2 separate regions of the Mus musculus genome follow, and region 2 is linked to region 1. Evidence: chromatin contacts called from ENCODE Hi-C data. All regions are on one chromosome and are shown on one strand. The core of a region is the stretch at or near the end of the contact, and the rest is flanking DNA. Distances in the headings are between cores, read along the strand shown.

What was found. Hi-C counts contacts between places; a loop is a spot of excess contacts on that map.
Region 2: a map of T-helper 17 cell shows a loop between it and region 1 (4-fold over the local background). The contact joins two enhancer-like sites. A Hi-C loop is called at or near these places in 1 of 37 maps with a recorded cell type or tissue (T-helper 17 cell).

What each region holds. Positions count from the first base shown.
Region 1 is chr14:24,654,139-24,657,175 of GRCm38, forward strand. No RefSeq gene overlaps it. Among named protein-coding and RNA genes, the nearest start is that of Gm31775, 9.5 kb to the right of the region's middle. Within about 2 kb of position 1,558, at least 1 of the 3 ENCODE cell types and tissues checked has a DNase peak (open chromatin) inside an H3K27ac peak, as active enhancers do.
Region 2 is chr14:25,439,671-25,442,809 of GRCm38, forward strand. No RefSeq gene overlaps it. Among named protein-coding and RNA genes, the nearest start is that of Zmiz1, 18 kb to the right of the region's middle. Within about 2 kb of position 1,266, at least 1 of the 3 ENCODE cell types and tissues checked has a DNase peak (open chromatin) inside an H3K27ac peak, as active enhancers do.

The sequences.
Region 1 (3,037 bases), core at 308-2,807:
ACTTTTTATGTGTGTGCTAAGCTCTGTTCCTCATGCATGTGCAGGGAGTGCTCCTACCCACTGAGCCCTATCCCCAGCCCTATGCCTTGCTTGCTTTGTGGGTTTTTTTTTTTTTTTTTTTTGCATGTCCTCATCTCTGCCTCTGACCAGCTGAGCCAGGTTACCCCAGATGCTATAGCTGCTGGGACTGTCTATGCATATGCTTGTGAACAACTGGGCTCAACTCTTCCGTGGGGTGTCTGACAGGATGGAGCAGTCACCTTTATCCACTGCCTGTTGTGGGGTGGGGCCAAGGTGCATCCTAGCTGGTAGGTAGAGGTGTTTTTGGGGTGCGTTAACTTTTTGATGGCCTGACCAGATGTGTGTTCAGGACAAGTTACTCTACATGTGGAAAGCAAAGATGTCTCTGGAAGACCCTCCAGTGGTTTATGCCTCTCATGTCAGTGTTTAGGAGGCAAATCATGAGTTTGAGGCCAGCCTTGTCTACATAGGGAATCCAAGAGCGCCCTGAGCTACACAGCAAGACCATGAAGCCCACCAGAAGATAAGGATCAAGGGCAAGACGCTGTGGTGGGGTGCCTGCCTAGCATGCCTAAGATACTTGGTTGATCCCTGCACTTCAGGAAGAAGAACATCATAGGGAATGAGCAAAGGTGATATGGTGACTTGGGACAGTGGCCTTTCTGACTAGTTTGTTACATCCAGCCAAGACTTCCCCATGCAAGTGAGGGCGTTGGGGATGGCTTCCTAAGACTGTTAGAATAGGCATCTCTCCTGCTTCTCATCCCATGCTGCACTCTCTGCTAAGGGGTCTTTCTGCAGGAACCCACCCCTCAGTTAAGACCCTCAAATAGTGAAGTGTATTTGGAAATGAGAAACAGGACTTAGGGCTAATTGGGCCTGGTACAGAATCATAGGCTCACTGAGTTTCTTTGGAGGAGTCTTAGAAGGCTCCAGCCTCATCCTAACCATGCAACTGAGGAACTCAGCATCCCCTTACCCCTGAGGGGCATTTGATGCCATGGTCATGACACCTTTTTGCAAAGAAAAATGGTATTTTTGAGGCTCACGTCTTATGTGGGGCTCCTAGAACCTATGGCTGTCCCGGAGATACTGTGGCTTAGGGATAGGGCTTCATTCTATGGAACTCCATCCTACGTAGCTCTTTCAGGGCAAGAGTATGGACCTGGAGTACAGGTGGCTTGTTTTTCTTTGTCTCCCTCAACGTTGACTTGAGGCAGATGGCAGCCTCCAAGTTCACACATGCTGGGTGCAGAAAAGCCCATTCCTCAGAGCACAGATTGGAGATGTCCCTGCAGGCTGGGACAGGGGTGGCTGTTCTGAAATGGGGAGCTAAGACCTTCAGGTGGAGCCAGAGGCAGCAGGGAACCAAGGTAGGAAAAGGATAGGGACAGGCGTGAACTGATTGTCAGGCAGTGCACGCTTCCCCGGGCCAATCGTGATTTCTGGGGCATCGAATCAGAAGAGTGGGCTGGGCCCCGTGTCACTGTCAGTGCTGCCCTTCCTAACTGCTGACACAGCTCCTCTCCGGACCCTCCTTTGTCCTTTATCTGGCCTGAGAACACATCCACACCCCAGCTGGCTGCCCTGGCTGCAGGCATCACGTCACTGGGCACAGGAAAGATACTGCTGCTATGTTTAGTGTTAAAGTAAGCCTTGCAGCTGCCTTTCTCCATGGAAACAGGTGGGGCTGCAGCCTTGTCTGTGGAAAGAAACTGGCCATTTATTGAGTGCCAGCTGTGTACTCTGCGTACTCTGCTGAAGACTGTGTTAGCTTATTTCATTCCAGCCTTACAGTGGTGCGTTCATAGAATAACACACTCCCCTTTCAGAAAAGCAAAACGAAGGAGGGTTTGGTCAGTAAAGGACAGGTCTGGTGACTTCCATCTGGCTTATTTTGCATCCTTGCTACCTTCCTGAGGGTCCCTAATGGTAGCTGAAGGGCTACTTTCTTGAGGAGCCCTGATGGTAGATGAAGGGTAAGCAAGACCACCCGTAAGCTTATTTTTTCTTGAAGATCATACTTGGGCACAAAAGATGGAGGACAGAGTGAAGGTGTGTATGTGTGTATGAGTGTGGGTGTTGTCACACATGTCCTACTTTCCTGCTGCAAGATCTTAGAGTTAACCTCCTCTCAGGCTGGAAACCTTGGTTAGACATGCTTAAAGACAGGACTGCATCTGTGGGAAGCCAGGATTCTGGGAGCTGGATCTCTACTCCTAGGCGGAGGCAGGGGTGTGGACGAGGCAGAAAGTTATGACATCCTCTGCTCCAGATGTGTGAGTGAGAGTGTGTGTGTGTGTGTGTGTGTGTGTGTGTGTGAGAGAGAGAGAGAGAGAGAGAGAGAGAGAGAGAGAGAGAGAGAGAATGTGTGAGTGTGTGGTGTGTATATGTATGTGTGTGTGTGTGTGTGTGTGTGTGTGTGAAAGAGAGAGAGAGAGAGATTTTTAGGAGCTTCCTATTTGTATCCCCATTTTACAGAAGGGAGGCCTGGGACTGGAAAAGGGAACTGTTCAGATATTTCCTAAAGAATTACCAAACCCAAGATGGCAGCTATGCTGTGAACAGATGTGGGAACCTCAAGGCCCAGACAAGATAGAAAAGGTCTCCTCACCAGCCAGCAGGCCACTCCTCTGGAAAATCCTACGAACTGGCTGGTATTTAAATGGCAACCCCCTTTACATTGCACATACACTTTTACCTCAGTTTACCTCTAAAACCCCATACGTACAACAGTGACTTGGACTAGCATGTGCCAAGGCAACATGGGGCAGTCTAGAGTCCCCAAGCCCTGATAATGGCAGAATGACAAATTGTTGTTTTCTGAATTTCTGTCCCAGAGCTGCTCCTTGAATGACCAGGAAATGTGGCTTGAGGGAGAACTTAGACAATTTGCTGTGGAATTCAAGCCCTCAGATCCTTCGCTTTCTTTCTGAATTGAGATCTCGGTGACCCGCCCACCTATCTACAGTTTTTCTTTGCTCATCTCTGCTCTGTTGCCTGTTCCTCTACTGAG
Region 2 (3,139 bases), core at 16-2,515, 790 kb after region 1:
TCCCAGCAACAAAGGGGCAGAGGCAGGAGGATCTAGATTTGAGGCCAGCCTGGTCTATGCAGTGAGTTCCAGGATAGCCAGAGTCCCTTGGTGAGACCTGGTCTCAAAATAAACTAAAAGGTGATAAAATAGAATATCACACTCTTGAGATTTCTTTTAGGAAGCTGAACATGGCCGCCCTGCCTCTGGCAGTGCCAAGCTCTCGAATCTCTGTCTCCCATTGGAAGGCAGACATCCTCAGGGAGGATAACCTGCCCAGGAAGGTTAGGCAGGGTCTGTATCACCCAGTCTTTTCTAACCATCACTGAAGTTCCATGACCTGAGATGGTGTGGCCCTGGCATCTTGTGACATCTTGTGGCATCTTGCCTCAGTGGGTCAAGGTTGGAGCAAAGCACCAGACCCATCCTTACAGGGATGCAAAAGGCTAGATGACACTCCAGGCCTGGGTCTGTAATCTGTTTTCTGCCCTGTCTGACCCTCTTCCAATCCCAGCCCTCAGGAGCTCCCTGGAACTCACAGCTCAAAACCAATGAGGAAGGGGGAGGGGAGAAATGAGAGAGTTTCTGGCTCCTGGCAGGCTTGGGGCTGTTCCCTGCAGCCTTCAAGCCCCAAAGCAGAGAAAGGCAGAACCTGGTGGGTGTGGTGGCACAGGCTGTAATCCAGCACCCGGGAAGCTAAGGGGGAGGAGCTAAGGGGGAGGAGCTTGAATATGAGGCCAGCCTGGGCTACACAGAGTCCATCAAGGAAGGAAAAGAAGAAAGGAAACAGGAAGGGATTGAGGGAGAGAGGGATGGAGGAAAGGAAGAAGGGAGGAAGAAAGGAAAGGAGGAAAGAAGGAAGAAAGGAATGAAGTGAGGGAGGTGGTTTGGAGCCATTCTGCAGGAAATAACCAGTAAAAATTGAGCATCCCTATTCAGAAATGTCCAGAGTCTGAGCTTTTTTGAGTGTGAATATGATGGTCACCCTGGTCCCTAACTGCAGATGGCCTCCTTCACTGACCCATCTCCCCCAGCGGGCGGGTAGGAAATAGGATTGACAGAATCCCACACTGTTTCATGTGGAGCTGCTTGGAGGACAGAGGGCATAGCCAGCTGTGGCTGCCCAGTAGTAGCTCACACGACCTTCATCCTCAAACCACACCCCCCCCCAATCCTTTGGCTCTCACCATCCCACAGTGCAGTCTGTGCCAGAGATGGTGGAGAGTTCTAGAGAGCCTAAGATTCTTAGAGAAGCATGTGTCACAAAGCAAGGTGCTCAAGGCATTTGCACAGTGTTCCTGCTCCACTGAAGTCCTATTGCCAAGAGAGAAAAAGCAGCTGGCTCGTGCAATGGGTGTGTGACTGCCAGCCTTGTAGGGTACACAGGTCCTAATGACAGTTAAAATTAGAACACACTGGAGAAGCATCTTTATTATGAGACCTGAGCAGCATGGGGGCGGGGGGAGGGACCCAGGTGCTGCACAAGCTAGCTCAGGAATAGAAAAGACCAATGTCCTTTCTCTTGTGCAGACCAGAAACTGTGAAGGAAGCCTGAATTCCTGCCCTAGGCCCTGGCCTGTCTATCTGGGAAATGGGTGCAATGACCCTTGTAGACTGTAAAAGACAAAGCCGGACTTCATTTAAAGAAGCTTGCTGAATGGGGCTGCGAGCCAGTTCAGTGTATAAAGATCTTTTCTGCTAGACAATCTGCAGGACAGACCTTTGCAGATTGTCCTGTGGCTTCCACACTGTTAGCAGTGCACCCTCAATCAATCAATCAATGTAACAATAAAAAACTTGCTGAAGAAAAGGTAGCTCTAGTCACATATCCTCCTTCAAGACGGAAAACCAGGGGACATGGTGGTTTTATTTCCACCTCCTTGGCAATACTAATAGGAGGGTCCTGTTCAAAGCCCCACCCAAGTCATGGAGGCTCATTTTTCTGAACGAATACTGGAGATAACCACCCTGGCTGAGTTCCTCTTCCTGTTCTCTTCCTGGCCCAATGTGACGGCAATCCAGAAGCATGCTGTCTAGGCTGCTTAGGCCTGCTCCAGGAGACAGAATGTAGGGAACAGGCCCCAAGGCTAGAGCTGGGGTTCTCAAAACATGAAGTTGATGAAAAACGGATGCTCAGGTCCTGGGAGGGGGGTTCTGTGCCAACACTCCCCAGGGATGCCAGGGATGCTGCAGACCGAGGGAAAGGAGACTTCCCATCTCTTACCTGCCAGATGGAGCAAGGCAAAGATGGGGGACTCTGTCCCTGATGGGCAGGAGGAGACAATCTGACCTCTGTGATTCTTGCTCTTTGTGAGAAGGTGAGTCACTTATTTTTTCTGAAGAGTTGAAATCCCCTTGGTGGCCTTCAGTCCTGCTCTGTTCTGCTGCCTTCAGGGTCGTTCTAGAACAAGATCATAGCACACATTTTCTCACCAGCCTTCAGAGCTCCCCATCACTTCTGCCATCTTTCTCTACCTGGCTGACCACTAAAGCTTCCTCCGGCTCCTGCTAAGCACACAAGGCCTCCGGCCTCCTGCATCCCAGCTCCAAAGTCTTCTGGCTGCTAGAATCTCTTCCTTGTTTCTCATTCACGAGCTAAGACTTCCGATACTCAAGAGAGACTAAACTGTGTGGCTAAAGGCCCCACAGTGGGTGGACTTGAAATTCTAATTGAGATCCTAAGAGCTTGACACAGCAGCTTTGGGAAGCTGTGTTGCTTAGCTCTGTTGTAGCCCCTGTGCTAGGCAGACCAGTAAAGAAGGGTAAGTTAGGGTGGGATGCTTTAACTCTACCCCGGGTGGATGGTAGACTAGAGTTTCGAAGCTTGGCCCTCAGCTGCCTTCTGGCTCAGCTACGGGCAGTGGGAACCAACTGGCAATGTCTGACCAACAAACTTCCTTAGGAACATGAATCAACAGTAGTATGCCAGAGCCGGGACCAGTACATGGGATCTGTCCGAGGGCCTCAAGGCTGTAGACACTGCCAGGAGTAACCCCAAATCCTACTAGGCCCAGATGCTGCCCACAGGTTACCAGCACACAGCAGAACTCTGAAGGTCCTAGACCACCCCAGCACTGAAAGAAGGCTTTTTTTTTTTAAGCAATAAGGAGCAAACATCTTCTCTGAGCTGCATATGGGGGTGGCAGGAAAAGATACATCA